Regions from separate parts of the Homo sapiens genome. Here all the other regions are linked to region 3. Evidence: chromatin contacts called from ENCODE Hi-C or POLR2A ChIA-PET data. All regions are on one chromosome and are shown on one strand. The core of a region is the stretch at or near the end of the contact, and the rest is flanking DNA. Distances in the headings are between cores, read along the strand shown. Region 1 overlaps TRAK1 (trafficking kinesin protein 1). Region 2 overlaps TRAK1 (trafficking kinesin protein 1). Region 3 holds the start of ULK4 (unc-51 like kinase 4). Region 4 overlaps TRAK1 (trafficking kinesin protein 1).

What was found. A loop is a pair of places that touch in the nucleus more often than their neighbours do. ChIA-PET counts read pairs that join two places held with the same protein, here RNA polymerase II (POLR2A). Pooled maps may share reads with other maps.
Region 1: a loop to region 3 is called in a map of ascending aorta, with 2.1 times the contacts of the local background. The contact joins the enhancer-like site here to the promoter of ULK4 in region 3. A Hi-C loop is called at or near these places in 2 of 168 maps with a recorded cell type or tissue (ascending aorta and endothelial cell of umbilical vein) and 6 of 50 pooled maps. POLR2A ChIA-PET finds 5 or more read pairs at or near these places in 9 of 52 experiments (CD4-positive, alpha-beta T cell, Caco-2, GM10248 and 6 more).
Region 2: a pooled map shows a loop between it and region 3 (2.2-fold over the local background). The contact joins the enhancer-like site here to the promoter of ULK4 in region 3. A Hi-C loop is called at or near these places in 7 of 168 maps with a recorded cell type or tissue (B cell, aorta, chondrocyte and 4 more), 2 of 37 single-sample maps with no recorded cell type and 10 of 50 pooled maps. POLR2A ChIA-PET finds 5 or more read pairs at or near these places in 5 of 52 experiments (OCI-LY7, PC-9, SK-N-SH and 2 more).
Region 4: a loop to region 3 is called in a map of naive thymus-derived CD4-positive, alpha-beta T cell, with 4 times the contacts of the local background. The contact joins the enhancer-like site here to the promoter of ULK4 in region 3. A Hi-C loop is called at or near these places in 1 of 168 maps with a recorded cell type or tissue (naive thymus-derived CD4-positive, alpha-beta T cell), 2 of 37 single-sample maps with no recorded cell type and 9 of 50 pooled maps. POLR2A ChIA-PET finds 5 or more read pairs at or near these places in 5 of 52 experiments (AG04449, Caco-2, HepG2 and 2 more).

Annotation. Positions count from the first base shown.
Region 1 is chr3:42,177,423-42,181,654 of GRCh38, reverse strand. All of the region lies in intron 3 of TRAK1 (trafficking kinesin protein 1), which reads right to left. Among named protein-coding and RNA genes, the nearest start is that of CCK, 87 kb to the left of the region's middle. Within about 2 kb of position 2,139, at least 18 of the 41 ENCODE cell types and tissues checked have a DNase peak (open chromatin) inside an H3K27ac peak, as active enhancers do; they include ascending aorta and endothelial cell of umbilical vein, where a contact is called at or near this core.
Region 2 is chr3:42,115,419-42,120,079 of GRCh38, reverse strand. All of the region lies in intron 1 of TRAK1 (trafficking kinesin protein 1), which reads right to left. Among named protein-coding and RNA genes, the nearest start is that of TRAK1, 26 kb to the right of the region's middle. RefSeq lists an enhancer at 879-968. Within about 2 kb of position 2,264, at least 19 of the 41 ENCODE cell types and tissues checked have a DNase peak (open chromatin) inside an H3K27ac peak, as active enhancers do; they include OCI-LY7, PC-9, dorsolateral prefrontal cortex and 1 more, where a contact is called at or near this core.
Region 3 is chr3:41,959,696-41,964,130 of GRCh38, reverse strand. It overlaps ULK4 (unc-51 like kinase 4), which reads left to right and starts at 2,028. Exons shown (of 37, transcript NM_017886.4): 1 at 2,028-2,115. RefSeq lists enhancers at 1,699-1,748, 1,899-2,058.
Region 4 is chr3:42,215,272-42,219,469 of GRCh38, reverse strand. The region is part of intron 14 of TRAK1 (trafficking kinesin protein 1); the gene reads right to left. Among named protein-coding and RNA genes, the nearest start is that of CCK, 49 kb to the left of the region's middle. Within about 2 kb of position 2,474, at least 3 of the 41 ENCODE cell types and tissues checked have a DNase peak (open chromatin) inside an H3K27ac peak, as active enhancers do.

The DNA of each region.
Region 1 (4,232 bases), core at 890-3,389, 220 kb before region 3:
TCAGCTCACTACCTGACTACCTGGTCTGCATTGCCTTCATGCATCCAGGCTGCCAAGTTCCAACAAGCGCTGATATTTTGCATGCCTTCGCCACATTTTTTGTTGGTTTTTGATATGGAGTCTCGATCTGTCGCCCAGGCTGGAGTGCAGTGGCATGATCTCAGCTCACTGCAACCTCCGCTACCTAGGTTCTAGTGATTCTCCTGCCTCAGCCTCCCAAGTAGCTGGGACTACAGGCACACGCCACCTCGCCCAGCTAATTTTTGTATTTTTGGTAGAAATGGCGTTTCACCATGTAGGCCAGGCTAGTATCGGACTCCTGACCTCAAGTAATCTGCCCACCTCAGCCTCCCAAAGTGCTGGGATTACAGGCGTGAGCCACTGCGCCCGGCCTTTAGCCGCATTTTGTACGCACATTTCAATGCAAACAAATCAAGCACACAGCATAATAATGAAGATGGCTCAGGCATGGCAAGGGACTGCCAGAGCACCTGAAGGATGCGGAAGGCTTCCAGCACACAAACGGCCAGAAACCAACAGGAATTGGGAGACAGGAAGGGAAAGAGAAACAAGTAGAGCAATGAGCTCAACAATGAAGTCCTTTGTCCTACCTGTCACACCTCAAACCCTGCACCTAAGGGCTGCCTCGCCTCTTCTTGCCCCACTAAGGACAAACACTTCCCTGGTCTATACCAGAAATGTAATCTTTAGAGTAATTTTAAAGAACACTCTCTGCCAGAAGAAAAAGCAAGAAGTCACAGCAAATTGTATAAAAATATACTTAGAATAAGATCTAGTATCTGATAGCACAATAGGGTGGTTACAATTAACAATAATTTATTGCACATTGAAAAATACCTACAAGTATAATTGGAATGTTTGTAACACAAAGGAATGATACATGCTTGAAGTGATGATATCCCTTTCTTTCTCCACCCTCCACCTTTTTTTCCTTTTTCTTTTTTTTTTTTTTTTTTGAGACAGGTCTCACTCTATCGCCTAGGCCGGAGTGCAGTGGCACAATTACAGCTCACCATAGCCTCAAACTCCTGGGCTCAAGCAACCCTCCCACTTCACTTTCTGAGTAGCTAGGACCACAGGCATGCACCACCATGCCTATCTAATTTTTGGAATGCAGGTTTGGGCAAAGTTTTCCTCTTCTTCAGTTACAGCGTCTAACTTTTTGTAGAGACAGGGTCTCACTATGCTACCCAGGCTGGTCTCAAACTTCTGGCCTCAAGCAATCCTCCCACCTCAGCCTCCCAAAGTGTCTGGATTACAGGTGTGAGCCACGTTGCTCAGCCTGATACCCTATTTACCCTGATGTGATTATTATGCAGCATATGCCTTTATCAAAGTATCTCATGTACCCCATAAATATATATACCTACTATGTACTTAAAAAATTGAAAATAAAAAGTTACATTAAAAATATTTATAGATAAAATGAAAATTTAAACAGAAACGTTATTGTAGTGTCTCTAGTTTTTTCTCTTTAATTTTACTGAGGCAACAAGCTGGTTGGGTTTTTCTTTGAGAATTATAAGAATGAAAAAAACCTCCCATTTCTCTAGCCAAAATATGATTAATGTTTACTTCTAAAAACAAGAAAACAGGTTGGGCGTGGCAGCTTATGTCTGTAATCCCAACACTTTGGGAGCCCAAGGTGGGAGAATCAGGAGTTTGAGAAGGCCAGGAGTTTAAGACCAGCCTGGGCAACATAGTGAGACACCATCCCTACCAAAAAAAAAGGATAAAAACAAGAAAACAGCTAGAAGATGGCCACTGGATTAAACTACAATGAGAAAAAGAGACCACAAACAAGTAATTTAGGCCCTTGGAAATAAGGTATTAAAAGAACTAGTTCCTTTATTCCCCCAAGAAATGAGGCAAGGTAGAGCTCATTCTAACTGCCTGCTCCCTCTCCTCACTATGCTTTAAAAGCATAGACTTAAAAAAGACTGTAACTTGAGTCTCAGCCCCTTTTTACCAATGAACTCTTGCACTGACTGACACACCCACTAGAGATTCCAAACAGCCTGCCGCCTACACTTAGCAACTGACTCATCTCATTCACCAATTTCAGGATAAAAAGCATGACTAAGGGGCCAGTGGAATCACCCTCTCTGTAACCGAGGAGGAGGCAAGCTCTGCCCAAAGGTGCATTCCAGACAGCAGCAAGCCCAGGTGAGCCACAGCATCCTCTTCCCCTTAAAACCAGAAGCGAACTCTCCACGCTGGTGGAAGGCTGTGCTTTGGGATCCTGTGCGAATCCCCCATTTGCCTGCCTGTGGCAGGCATGGAAATCATAGCAAGAGAACAGAAGAAACAGAGCCAAAGCCCAGGAAAACCACCGCACAGTGCAACAGCCACATGACTGGGACAGTTAGACTTTAACCAGGACACCCTCCTAGTTCCAAGGAAAGGCAGTAACTCAGGCATGAATCTTATCAGGACAGGAACAGAATGGCATTAGACATGGAACACAAAGACATAAACAGACGCTGTTGCCATGAAGACCCTTTAAAAATAAAACAGGCTGGGTACGGTGGTTCATGCCTATAATCCCAGCACTTTGGGAGGTCAAGGTGAGAGAATTTTTTAATTTAAAAATGTGAGAGATTCAAATAAACAGTGGCTGTAGTTTGCTTCTAATTTTGTTTTGTTTTGTTTTATTTTTTGAGACAGAGTCTCGCTCTGGTGCCCAGGTGGAGTGCAGTGACATGATCTCGGTGCACGGCAATCTCCACCTCCAGAGCTCAAGCGATCCTCCTACCTCAGCCTCCCGAGTAGCTGGGATTACAGGCACAGGCCACCATACCTGGCTAATTTTTGTATTTTTTGTAGACACATGGTTTGGCCATGTTGGCAAGGCTGGTCTCAAACTCCTGTGCTCAAGTGATCTACCTGTCTTGGCCTCCCAAAGTGCTGGGATTTATAGGCATAAGACACTGCACCAGGCCAGGAGGACTGTTTGAGCCTCAGAGTTTAATATCAGCCTGGGCAATATAAGGAGATCCCGCCTCCACAAAAAATAAAAAATAAATTGTTCATCCAGCTGGATGAACAAAACAAACAGGACTATGGGGTGACTCCTATGCCTGGGGCTCAGCAAGGGCACAGACTACCTGGGGATGGAGTTGGGGCCATCTTCAAAGGTCCCCGGCAGGCCCTGCAGCACAAGACTGAGAAGCAGGAAAGAACCAACGCAGTTAAATGCCATAGAAGGCCAAGGGCGGGAGAGCAGGAGCCATGTCCCCAGTGACAGTGAAGGTTCAGGACAGTGAAGAGGAGGGTTCAGGACCTTGAGCAATGGGTGGCCTTGACTACACAGCGAGGAGCTTTACAGAAAGGGTGAGCGGGTCACAGAGGGCATGGACGGTGGCAGCTGCAAGGAAGAGTAAAGCAGAGAGAAGCTACAATCTCACTGCTGAGGCCCCAAGAGCTTGAGTGGTGGCCGCCTTGGAATAAAAATAAAGGTACAGATTAGGACCCCTCTCAGAAGACTCAATGACCCGAACGGGGTGATGAGCGGGTGCCGGAAGCACTTTGTAAGATCTGGAGAGCACTGTTGGGGGAAACAGATGCAGCAGAAAGGGGTCAGTGATTAACCATTTTCAAAAGTCGGTGGTGCCAACCAAGGCAGCCTGCCACGTGGCTAACACCAAAGACAGCTGCAACTGGAGTGACACCCAAAGGCTGAAGGTCGGTCCCCCAAAATACCGCCCTTGACACCCTGTCACATAGCCAAAAACCCTGACATCACTTCTGGGGAGCTGATGAGTTTGTGACTTCCCCACGTCAGAGGATCAAACAGGAGTGGATGGCAGGACCAGGAAGAGAATGCTGGATGTGCAGCGGTAGAGACATGGGAAGAGAGACACACAAAAACGGTGGAAGAATGCCACACACTCCAGAAAAACCTCTGGGAAACGAGTCTGGCCCAGTTTCTGTCTGAGCTTCAACCCTGACCTCCCACTGGCTGAAAACAGTAACAATGATTTCTGTGTCCTCCACATCATAGTCACACGCCCCAAAATCATTCCAGATTCCAGATCAGAAGCAAGGGTCTAGAAGGCAGCACCTGTCCATTTAAGGCCTGATTCAGTGAAGGGGGCAGTGCATTAATGATGGAGACTTATTCAACAAATACTAAGAACCCACCATGTTCTGGCCTGTTCCAGGCATGCACATACACATATTATACTCATCTGTTTCTAGAGACCTTCATA
Region 2 (4,661 bases), core at 1,015-3,514, 160 kb before region 3:
AAAGAGCTTTTTATTTATTTATTTTTTTATTTTTTGTTTTAAATAGAGATGGAATCTCACTGTGGTGACCAGGCTAGTCTCGAACTCCTGACCTCAAATGACCCTCCCATCTCATTCTCTCAAAGAGCTTTTTAAATCATACTATTGCTCTTTAAAAACCTCCCAGCTCCCTATAAAGTGCTTCATCATTCTGCCTCTACGTTTCTACAGGAGAGGCTACTGAGTGTTTCCCAGTATGCAATTGCCACTTCTTCCTTTTGGTCATGCAACCCCCAAGATGTGGCTGGGCCCACGGCCAACCAGCTAAAAACTGTGTTTCCCAGCTTTCCCTGCAGTAAGGTGTATCCACATGCCTGGTTAACAGGATGTAACAGAACTTCCAAGTCATGCCCTTTCCGTCTGTCCAGTTGCAGAGTTGGCCTGGTGCTGGAGCCATGCTTAGCTAAATTAGTAAAGGCAATGCCCAGGAAATGACCAGAGCTACCTCAGCTGCCTGAAACACCCTGGACCTCCTTCCACTTGAACTTTTAAAAGTAAAAGAAATAAACAACTACCTTATTGAGGCTACAGTTCCAATTACTTTGGTCTCTGTTAAAGCAGCTAACTCAACACCCTAACAGCCTTTCTTATCAAGCCCAGCCTCTGCTATTTTCTCCAATTTCCCTTCACTTAAGGCATACCAACTTCTCACCATTTTCCAAACACATTTTTTTCACAAATCTGAGTTTTTAGACCAGCTGTTTTAGCTCCCTAGAATGCCCTTCACTGCCTAGCAAACTCCATCTTAAAATATCATTCAAATGTCACTCTCTATTGCAAAGCCTCCCTTAACCTCTCTTCTCTGGCTTCCACAGTTCTCAGTACATAAATGACTTCACTACGATGTTAGAAGTGTATTCTCTGTGGCTCTTCCCTACTAATTGTGAGCCCCTCAAGAGAAAAGGCTTTGAATTATCCACCTTACCTTCAGCCCAGCCCTTACTACTTTGCCAGGCAACAGTAAGTGTGAGAAGAGTGATGGAACAAGGGAAGGAGAGAGCAGCAGCCGGTGGCAGGACTAGTCTGTGAATCCCCTGCCTGTCCAGGACAGACACATGCCCAGCCTGCAACATGAGGCAGGTGGAGCCATCTAGTGTCAAGGTCTTTTCAAACCCACCTCAGTATCACCCTAGGTCTTTATCCAGCATAGAGGAAAGTCCCATGGGATGGTAAATGTCCCCTCAATTGCTCAGCAGATGTCAATCCAATACCTACCATTCTTATGACATCACTTTGAAAGTAAAATAACCTAAAAGGACTCTTTACCTCTTCAGAGGTATAACCCTTCCTAGGTTTTTCCCAAGGCGTAAGATTTGGAATGGACCCTCCTACCCAGGATGTGGGCTTCAGTTAGGGCCACCAGGGAGTGAAGAAAGTGTGCTGGAGCCTGCTTGGCACCTGGAAGGTGCAGAGCTGCAGAAGCAGCTGTGTCCATTCTCCACCTGACTGGGGCTAGATCCTCACCTGCAGAGAGCGGCTAGGAGGAGACTCCTCCGTCTAGGGATTTGCACTGATTCTCAGGTGACATGCCAGCTTCACAAAACCTGCCAGGTGCCTGAGGCAATGCTTACATTTTACAGCAAAGGCAATAGCTCTAAATTAGTGTCCAACATTTAACACTCAGAGAACCTCATGTAAATACAGATCTCAGCGGGGCGCAGTGGCTCACACCTATAATCCCAGCACTTTGGGAGGCCGAGGCGGGCAGATCACTTGAGGTCAGGAGTTCAAAACCAGCCTGGCCAACATGGTGAAACTCCGTTTCTACTAAAAATACAAAAAAAAAAAATTAGATGGGCGTGATGGTGGACGCCTATAATCCCAGCTACTTGGGAGGCTGAAGCAGGAAGAACTGCTTGAACCCGGGAGGTGGAGGTTGCAGTGAGCCAAGATCGCAGCACTGCACTCCAGCCTGGGCGACAGAGTGAAACTCCCTCTAAAAACAATAAAAATACAGCACTTTGGGAGGCCAAGGTGGGCGGATCACAAGGTCAGGACATCGAGACCATCTTGGCCAACATGGTGAAACCCCGTCTCTACTAAAAATACAAAAATTATCTGGGCGTGGCAGCACGTGCCTGTAATCCCAGCTACTCGGGAGGCTGAGGCGGGAGAATCGCTTAAACCCAGGAGGCAGAGGTTGGGCAGTGAGCCGAGATCAGGCCACTGCATTCCAGCCTGATGACAGAGCTAGACTCAGTCTCAAAAAAAAAAAAGAAAAGAAGAAATACAGATATGTGGACTCTCAGAAGAAGTCAGCCTATCTAGGATCAAGGGACCTCCTCCTCCACAGAGGAGTTAAATGCTCTGAGTGGTGGCCACCTCCAGAGAGGGAGTGCGATCATTCCAACAGGGTTTCTGGGCCTCGTGCCTGCACGCTGGAGCTTGAGGGCTCTAAGCCCAGGAGAACAGGGACCTGAGTAGCTGCAAGGTGAGCAGAGTGTGCAGAAGAGCTGTCTAGAAGGAAAGTAGCCCTAGACACTCACCCAGTTGGCAGGAGATCTGAGAAAACAGCAAGGGGAGAGGGAAGAATAAAAGACAGGAGAGAGAAAGAGGAAAAACCTAGTGAGAGAAAGCTCAAGCAAAAGCAAAGGAGGAGAGAAGAACAGGAGAGGGAGGAAAGGAATGCCAGAAAGAGGCAATGGCAGGAAACCAGCACCACAACTGCCACCTGCTGGAAGCCGAGAGGCCCTGGGTGCCGGCCAGGAGCACAGTTTCAAGAGTTTGGAGAAAGGACGCCCAGCCTCGGTTCTGCCCCCTCAACTTCGTCCTATCACTCTGGCAAATCACATGTTCATATGCCTGGGACTCAGTTTCTTCCTCTGTAGAACAAAGGTAAGTGGCTGCAGAAAAGCTTTCTTCATACCCTAAATTTCTCTGAGCGGTGAGAGCAAGAGTTGCACATTCTGAGGGCTGTGTCTGGGGGGCAGCCGCCACTCACAGCACTTCCCGGTGACGCCCCCAGTCCTTGACATGCTGACTCCACCCAAGAGACCAGGGATCTGTATTTTTATGAGAGTCCCTGATTTCTAAATGTTGAATACTGAGGGCCAGATTAAACATGCATGCCTCCAGTCTGCACACTGGGACTTCCATCCTGGCGCCACACTCTGGGACTTCAGAGAATGCTACAGACCACATTAAAGGTGACAAAGAACAAGAAAAGGGACCTTCGCTCATCAAATAGTGGCCACCATACAGAGGTCCATCTTTTTTATTTTTTTCCTCCCTGTCCCTCTCCCACTCCATTTCTTTACCCACCAACTTTCCACTTGGCCATCAGAGAGGTGGGTGCAGAGCATGACCCCTGGCTATGCTTGGGGAGGCAGGCGCTCTGGCTAGAGGCAATAACCCTCTCTCATGACACATTACCCATGGCAGTGACTGCAAACCCACAGCAATGTTTTAATGACTTCACAAGACAACACTCCTCACCTACTCAGCCACTTGGAAACCATTCTGTACAGACTTGGAAACAATTCCATTTTCTTAAAATTATAAGGATTAAAGGGCAGGAATAAAGACTCATACATAGGCCACACTGGTGCTGGAGATGTATGTGATACTTTGTAAGTGGTATCTGACAGACAACCTTCTAGAAAATTCCTCTCTATCAAGGGACTATGCAGTTTACAGCTTTAGCTGAACATCTTCAGAGATTCAGTCTTAGTAATTACTTTCCATACCACAAAAGTTGTGATTCCACAAATTACAAAGAGGACATTAGAGCTAAAAACTACTGGCGCAACCTCCTCATTGAATGGAAAAGGACACTGTGTTCAAGCTGAGGAGGTGGCCAAATGTCACAGAGCAAACCAGCAGCAGACTCGAGATGGGTGCTTGGCCTGCGGCAGGTCCCACCATGCAAGAGGCCTCGGGATGTAGCGACAGCACCTCCAGATGCTGATTCGCTTTCCGCTGTTTGCCCAGCACCCGGAACCCTGCCTGGTAACTAGTAAGTGTTCAATAAATGTTTGCTGAACAACGCAAAGCACTTGTATCTATTACTGCCTTTCATTTACTCTCACAAGCCAGCAGGCAGTGCAGGATGAGGATTGGGAACACATTTCATAAATGAGGAGACCCAGATCTAAAAGACAGAAGGGGAAACTGTGGCCCTGCAAGGTTCAGAGACATGGGGGAAGTCTCAAGGCTAAGCAGTGGCAGAAATGGAAGCAAGACCTCCGACTCCACCCTGGCTCACACCCCAGCCACAAAGGGACAAGGGATAGGTCCAAGTCTTCCTTTTCTGCCTCTCTCCCCACTGAGGGACAGCTCACTTGCTGTGAACAGCAAAGGGGATCTCCAGAAGAGAGAAGGACAAGCAGAGAAACCCTCATAGGATGGGAAAGGAAAGACTAACTATGCTTCAGAGACAGGAACGAAAACCAACACTGGGGAGTTCTCTAGAATTCCATGGCCTTAATTACCAACAGAAGAAACGCTTTCTAAGAAAACGGACACAAAATTACACAGTTGAGTTCCACATAGCCTGGTGTCACGTACCGAGTTACCATCTACTCACACATACATGCACCAGCCCCGGTGACACATACCCCCAAAGAAGCAGTCGCACAGAGACAGCCAATCCAGCCGACTCAGCCGTGTTTGGAAACAGGGTG
Region 3 (4,435 bases), core at 779-3,278:
TCTCCCTCTGGGCACAAGCTGGTTCCTGGCTCGGCTCCCCTCTGCCCACCTTAAGGGCAACCGCTCTCCCTTAGAGGGGTTAGTAGCATTACTCTGGGCACCAGTGCACGAACCGGGTCGTGTCGTGCTGAACTCAGACCTGGGCACAGTGTCAGCAGGGCAGTTATACCTTCTACAGACAATAGTGGCTCAGATCCAAGTATGAACTTACATAAACGGGTTACATAACAAGTGGAATATGCGCCTGTGTCCTAAACTCGCTGAGCCACTCTGGCCCGGATGTCCACCTTGGCCTATTCCTTGACCAAAGCACATCCATATACCCTACAATTGGCAATTGGTTAAAAGAGTTATTATATAAAGACCTGGAGCCAATAGAAGGCAGTGTCTGGGTTGAGATAAGAGGTTGCAGAGACCAGGGTTCTTGTTCTGCAGATGAAGCCTCTATGTAGCAGGTTTCAGAGAGAATAGATTGTAAATGTTTCTTATCAGACTTAAAACAGGTGTCAGGTTCTCAGTTAATTCTCTCCAGCATCAGGGAAAAGACCTGGAAAGACAAGGGGATTCTTTACAGAATGTAGATTCCCCCCAGAAGAGATAGCTCTGCAAGGCCATTTCAAAATATGTCAAATAAATATATTTGGCCAGGCACGGTGGCTCACACCTGTAATCCCAGCACTTTGGGAGGCCAAGGCGGGTGGATCACCTGAGGTCAGGAGTTCAAGATGAGCTTGGCCAACACAGTGAAACCCTGTCTCTACTAAAAATACAAAAATTAGCTGGTGTGGTGGCACACGCCTGTAATCCCAGCTACTTGGGAGGCTGAGGCAGGAGAATCACTTGAACCCAGGAGGTGGAGGTTGCAGTGAGCCGAGATTGCGCCACTGCCCTCTAGTCTGTGTGATGCAGCGAGACTGTCTCAAAAAAAATATATATATATATACGTATATGAGTATATATGTATACATAAGAGTATATGTGTGTGTGTGTTTGTCTATGTGTGTGTATATATATATCAGGATAAAATACTTCAATGTCTTTTGGGGCCTGCTGCCATGTTGGTATCTTATTGCTGCAAAAAAGTCTGTTTTGTCAGTCTTAAGGTCTCTGTTTAATGTTAACGCTGGTCAGCTGTGCCTGTATTCCAACGGGAGGAGGGTATAATGAGGCCTGTCCCACCCCATCTTCCCATCATTGCCTGAGCTAGTTCTTCAGGTTAACTTTGGCGTGCCTTTGGCCCAGAGGAGGGATCCACTCAGTTGGTAGGGGGGCTTGGAACTTTTATTTTTAGTTTACACAATCAACTTGAGATCAGAGTGTCTCATCTGTTTCCTCCATCTCCAAAAAGGAAGGTAATTCACAGCCTTCTCTTTTCTAAATGGTGAGGACCCCGGGGCCCCTGCTTCTGAGGCGTTGGTTATCCAGACTATGCCACCATGTCTACCTGAGCTCCCAGAAGAAGCCAGAAAGAAAAGAATGGAAGGAAACAGAAGGACAGTGGGAACGGGAAGAGAAGAAATGACGAGGTCTCAGTTCTCCACACTCTAGCCTCAGCACCCACTTAAGATTGAAGAGTAGTCCCTCACGGGCTCCCACTTCGGACTCTGGCCAATAGGAACTGAGACTCTTAACCAATCAGCGCTTTGCGTTTTTCCAGCGTTCTGCGTGCTGCCATGGAGATGGAATGAGCAAATCCAAACATAGAGGGATGGTGGGCCGACCACTATGACTGTTACTCCAGCACTTCCCGCCCCAGTCTCTGGCCTGTGGGCTCGTCCAAAGGCAGGGCGTGATGCCCTTTGGGTGGAGGGAGGGGCCCTCGTGGTCTCTCACTTCCGGGCCCCAGCCAACAGGAACGGAAACTGCACAGCCAGTCGGCTTCCTGAGCTTCTTCCGGCGTTCTGTGTGCTGCCGTGGAAACCGTATGGACGAATCCAAACCTGGAGGGGCGTCGCCTCCGTAAGGCTGGTCGGCTTCTTCCGCGCGTTCCGCTTTGCTTCACTGCTTTCTCCCCCATTCTTGGGCCTGTGGACCTGTCCTGAGGCAGAGGCCGAGATGCGCGCAACCGCGGGAGCAGCCAAGTGGACTGGACTCTTTTCTTGACTTAGCTACCAGGTGCGTGGCAGTGGCGGTTTTAGTAGCTACGAGTCTGAGTTCGTGTCTGCCTAAGCGGTCGCGGAAGAGCGCGCAGGCCTGCCGGGGCGGGTGGGTGGTGGCGCCTGGCCGCCCTCTCTCCTTCTGCCAGTGGACCCCGTACCCCCTGCGCTCCCCTGCTTTGCGCTCGTGTTAAAAAAGCCGCCCGTTTTTATCCGGGCGTTAGTTAAGGGCACACGGGACGCCTCTTCTAGGACCTGGGTGCAGCGGGGAGAGAGAGTGCTTGTGTGTTTCGGCTTGGGAGATGTGCTTTATGGACGCCATCTCTTAACTTCCCAGAGCGGACCGCGTCTTCACCGCCCTGCAGCGCTTCCTAGGCTCCCAGCCGGTCTCGCGGACTGATGCCTACGGACGTAGCGAGGCCGCGAAAGCCGCCGATTCGCCCGCCGCGAGTTGCCTGGGGAGCGGGGGGGGGGGGGGGGGGGGTGAGTGACTACGTAGCGCCCCTGAGTCTGTGATAATTGAGTCTGTGAAGTGCGGCGAGGAGGAGCACCTATGGAGTGCTTAGTGTGGCGCGCGCCATCGGTTACATCTCGGGGTTGATTTGGCTGGCATTTCGCAGACTTGAGCGCATCCCAGTCACCCCAGGGCGTGTAGTAACACAGAAGGCCAGGCCCTACCGCCGTAGTGTATGATTCCGTAAATTTGGGGCAGGGCCGATAACTTTTTCTTTTGTATTAAGTCCCAGGTGATGCTCATGCTTCTGGTGCGGGAGTCATGATTGTGCTGAAAGTGGGCACCTGTGCGCTCTTATCACCTGTTCGCTCTCAGCGTTCCTTGAATGTAGGACCTGCCCCCGACTCTTAAATGCCTCATTTGCACCTGTATGTGATTTGCTCTGCCTTCTGGCTTCTTAGATGCTTCTTAGGTGAACTTGTGAATTAAGAGAGACTTCCTTAGGAGCACTATAGGTTAAGAGACTAAACTGTGGTTTCTGGGAAAGCACACTCGAGTGAGAAAACCATGAAGAAACCTAAGGAAGTGATGACTACGAAAGTCAGGGGGTGGTTAACTTTTGGGGATCAGGAGGGGTGGTGATTGAGACAGGCTCACAGAGGGGCTGCTTGTGTGGCTGGCAAAGTCCTATTTCCTGACTTTGGGTGGTGATTAGAAGGGTGTCCCTCTTTAGTAATTCATTAAACTATGTATTCTGTGGAGTTTTCTGTACTTGTGTTTTATTTTATAATTAAGAGGTTACAGCTTTAAAAATGAATATTAGGAAGTCTGTAATGGGGAACGTGTTTGGACTGAGTCAAAGAATCTTAAAGTCATGGAATTTCAACTATTAATAAGTTATTGAAAGATAACTTAGTGCCAGGCGCGGTGGCTCACACCTGTAATCCTAGCACTTTGGAAGGCCGAGGCAGGCGGATCACTTGAGGCCAGGAGTTCTAGACCAGCCTGGGCAACATAGTGAAACTCCATATCTACCAAAAACACAAAAAATTAACTGGGTGTGGTGGTGTGCCAGAGGCTGAGGTGGCTACTCTGGAGGCTGAGGCACGAGAATCGTTTGAACCCTGGAGGTGGAGGTTGCAGTGAGCCTAGATCTTGCCCCTGCACACCAGCCTGGGCCACTGAGTGAGACCCTGTCCAAAAAAAAAAAAGAAAATCATTTGATCCAATTCTTATTTTACTCTAAGGAAACAGCCTTAGAGAGGAGAAATGCTTGAAAGTAACAAACCACCCTATCTAAGCAGATTTATAACTAATGTGTTTTGTTAATTTCAGACTGAAATTGTCCACATGTGACTTGATGGTCAGATGTGACTAAAGATTAAGGAAATGAATTTGGCCTAAATCAAATTCAAAATTTCAAGATGGGCTGGATGGTGGCTTGCACCTGTAATTCCAGAATTTTGGGAGGCTGAGGCAGGAGGATTGCTTGAGCCCAGGGGTTCAAGACCTAGCCTCCTTTAAAAAAAAAAAAAATCAAGATTTTACTTAATTTTTTCCCTTGTAGCCTAAAACCTTATTTTCAAGAAATCAGTTATACATACTGTATGAAAACTTATTTTATCATCTTATCCTGAGATATCCTAATGTAGACAATTTGTGAACACTTAAGGTTTCTGATTATATTTTTTCTGGCTTAGTAACTTCCCATCTTAACATACTGTCAGTTTAATCTTATTTTGGTTATAATACATACCATATAGCTGGGACTACAGGCATGCACCACCATGCCAGGCTATTTTATTTGTGTAGAGTCGGGATCTCACCATGTTGCCCAGGCTGGTCTTGAACTCTTGGCTTCAGACAATCCTGCCTCCACCTCCGA
Region 4 (4,198 bases), core at 1,225-3,724, 250 kb before region 3:
TTCCTTGCATCCAAGTACAACCACAATAAAAATTAAAATCCAGCATGTCACTCAACAGATGCAAGAAGTGATGAGCTACCTTGTTAACTGGATCTGGGCGAGGAAGGTGAAACGCAAATGTTCTGGATTGAAGGCGAGTCCTCAAAAATAACCACAATTTTGAGCACTGGTCTGCAGAGCACCAAATTCCAGCTTCCGACCCAATCCAGACTAGGTTTCTCATCAGTATTCTTGGGCCAGTAGTGGATCCAGTCTGGGGGTGGGAGGCGAGGGGGGTGGGGTAATGGGCCTTTGTGGGATAAATTTGGTTTCCCTCCTCAGGTCAGAACCTGCTGTCTTCTTTTGCTGCTTTACATTTCTTTGCATTGGCAACAGCTACCAAAGCTCTGCTCAGAGGAAGGGGAGAAGTACAGGCAGGGAGAGGCACTTGAAACCTGCAAACAGGGCAAGGCTCACAGCTCCCTTTCTGCTTACACAAAAAGGGGCCTGGGGATGCTGGCTCCACTACTGTCTATTTGTGATTGTTATGGTGGGAGATGGGGACTTCAGCTGCCTCAGCAACAACGTGGCAAGAGTTCCAGAGATCAGGGCTCTCTAGGGTCCTGAGCTCCAGGATCAGGTCTGGTCTGACACACAGCAGTGTGAGCAGGACAGGTCCCCATACCCCCTAGCTGCTAGCTGCTTTCTTGACATCTCTAAGATGTCTGATTTCTAATGAAAATGGGATGGCAACAAGTTGTTCTCAATTTACTTCCTTTTAATGTTCTAACAAGTTATTGCTGAGGTGGCTGAAGACTATGGTCTGCAGCAGATTAAATCATGGAAGTGTTAGGACCATGCATGAGAAAGCTGGCAAAGGAACAAGGAACAGAGTCTATGGGAGACATCATGATTGCAGAGGTCATCCTCATTCATAACTCAAGCATCAGGAAAAAAAATAATAATAAAATAAAAAAAAAAGATGCTGCCCGAAATAGCATGCACGATGAAGTGCCGGGATGATTCTCCCACCCAACCCCACCCCACCCTCTGCCCCTGTAGCAGCTCAGCCCCCAGAGACCTCCTGGGAGAAAACTGATTCAGATTTCAGAGGCCATGAGGATTCAAAGGCCATGAAGATTCAAAAGGCTGTGAACTAGAATCTTCTAGCTCCTTATGGTATATTTTCTCTTGGATTTGACAAAAAGGAAAACAATGGAATTGGTTGCTGCCCCAAACCTACAGGTCCACACAGTTGACTATGTCTTAAAAGAAAACCAGGAACCCGATGACACAAACAAAAAAATAAATGCTGGAGACACAGATTAAAGGTAGGCAGGACAAATCCAGAGTACAAAAGTGATGGTGACTAGAGGAACAAGGCAAGATGGTTTGCCCTGATTTTTAAGGTCTGACTCGGGTCTGTGTGTCAAAGCAGGCTCCCATGGCACCTGACGTGACAGCCAGCACCACGGCCACAGGAGAAAACTCTCAGCCATGGGGAGCTCCAGGCAAAGCAGGAGGGAAGGAAAAAAAAAACACATAAAAATAGCCTTTATGAATCTTTCTCAATCAGTGAACATAATGGCTCAGGAACTCCAATAAGTAAGAAACTGCCACAAGCAAAACAAAAATGGAGTAAGCTATGAAGAGAAGGCAACCAAACAATCACGATTCTCTTCCCGCAATAAGGTCTAGAAACAAAAATAACAAAAAGCCTGGGAAGAGCATCCCAAATAACAGGCATGAGGGGTTATTTGGGAAGGAGGAGAGGGGGAAAGCAGTAAATAGAAATAAGACAACACAGTTGAAAGAGAGATAACATTTAAAAGAAATCAAACAAGGGAAGGCTGGATTTAAAATCAGAAGCATACCCCCATTTAAACATATGGCCAGAATATCAAATCAAAAGGTCACAAATGTTCACTTCCTCCTCCACCCTCTTACATATTGGATCTTCAATTGCAATAGGGAGTGTAAGATGGACATTTTAGAGACGTAGTTGCATCAGCAGAAGCAAACCCATCTTATACAAATGGGTTTTGGGGATAGGAAAAGGCTGCTAAAAATTCACAAGTCACCATTCCCCAGAAGCAATGAATAGCCGTAGAAGACCAAGGAAGATCAACAAGTTTCCAAAGTGCTAAAGCCAGAGATTTGGCCCTTCCAAAATACCACCAGGACGCCTGGACCCGTGGGCTCTCCGCATGTCACCACTGACTGCCAGGATGCTGCTGCACCTCCCTTCCTTGAGACACAACAGAGAGACAGTGAGTCACCCAAGACTGGGATCATCAGAGGCTCCTCATGCTTGCTACAGAGAAGCAACGGGCTGATTCCTAAAGCCCTGGGTGCAGGAAGAGAGCAAGTTCTAAAAAAAAAAAAAAAAAAAAGAGAGAGAGAGAGAAACATAAAACATCCTTCTTGGCAGGAAATAGGGGGGTTGGGTGAGGGCTCACTGTGAAGTCACCAAGCCCATGCCACGCACCAAAGCCCCCTTCTTTATCTAAACAGAAAGTTCTTTGCAGAAGATGGTATTATGTGTTCATCCCATGCTGCTCATTTGGGAGCTCAAAGGATAGAGTTTCTTGGATTTAAGGCTTTAATTCCCTATTTAAATTCTTATTCTTTCTCTCAACCTGAGTGGAGGGCTTCCTAGTGTTTTGAAGAGACAGGCACATATTAAATGGGTTAGAGTATTAACAACGACAAATATTTTCATCATTTGATTTAGGAATGAATTTGGATTTACCAATAAAAACCCCTAATTCTTTTTTAATTGTTCTTCCTCCCCCAGATTCTGACACTGGTACAAAATGTGATACGCTTTAAACTTAATTAATCCTTGATTATTATTCAAGATCTCCTGTGTTGATGAACTGCCCGTAGCTGTCGTGCAGATGTTTTGTTCTTAAAACACACCACATGCAAGCACACATCCTTCAGCTAGCTACAGGTGGACACATCAGAGGACTTTGCAAGAGTGAGAACCACTCTTACTTTCACTCTTACAGAGTGAGACCTCACCTGCTCTCTCTAGTTGGACTCTGGTGAGCCTTCTGCCTGGAGTAGGTATGCTTGGTAAGTGGCACTGAGTGCCCATGCTCCTCGGGGGCCCATGATGCCTGGGACTGACTGAAAAACTGGGTGGTTGGGATCCTTCTGCTGCAGCCAGTGAGGAGGGAGCCCTGACACGGCCCCTACTCCCTGGATGCCCCTCAGACTGCACTATATAGAGCAGGGTGGCTGCTGCTCGGGCCTCCCAGGGAAAATACGTAGGAAGCCCACTGCTTCCCATGGCCCAGTGCTTTCACAGTGAGGAGAAGGGGACACAGAAGAGGCTGGGACACTCCGGTGGGGCCCAGAGGTTCCACAGGGATTTGCAGGATGATTGGAACTCTGCCCGTCTGGCCGCCCATAATACAATTTGTACACACCTGCTCATGCATTTTCTTCCCTTCTAATGGCGTTTTCCTTCCCGCATCCCTGGGAAGTGCTGGGGACAACAGAAGCTTTCTTCTCTCTAAAGGCCATCATAGAACCTAGTCCTTAAAAGAACCCTCACATGAGCCCAGAGACATTGGAAAATGCAACCGTACTTGGCATGTTGCTATGGGGAAATTGAGGGTGCAATATACACCCAGATACAGCTGCTTCCAAGGAAGCCTCTGAGAACGGAGAAACACTGGCCATGCCACACACCCAAGCTATTTTAAAAACTCACATAAATAACTTCTATAAATGTAAATTTACAAAAGCATCTCAAAATCTTGGAAAAGGGACTCCACCTTTGGGATGCACTGAGGGCCTTCCATGTTCTTTTTGCCACTCTTGGGAAGTGGCCGACTTGTGTAAAATAAACCCTATGACCCTGACCTTTCTTTCCTTGACTTAAGCATGTAGTGGGATGCTGCTGTCACATGACTTGGATCTGCTTTGCAAGTTCTATAAACTCCTCAACCAGTACACACACACACACACACACACACCCCAACAGTGGCACCCACAGGCCAGCCTGTTCAATCCAAGTAAAAACAAATCTATTGAAAATAAAAGCCATTGTCCATCCAGCTTAAGGGTGTGTCTTGGACTATCCCCTAGGAATATCAGTATATTTTAGTTGTTTAATGCCCAGCTTCTAATGACTTTGTTGCCTTTTGCTTGAGGGGTGGAAAGGGGAGAGGAAGATGTGTCTTTGCCTGTCAGCTGCATGAGAAAC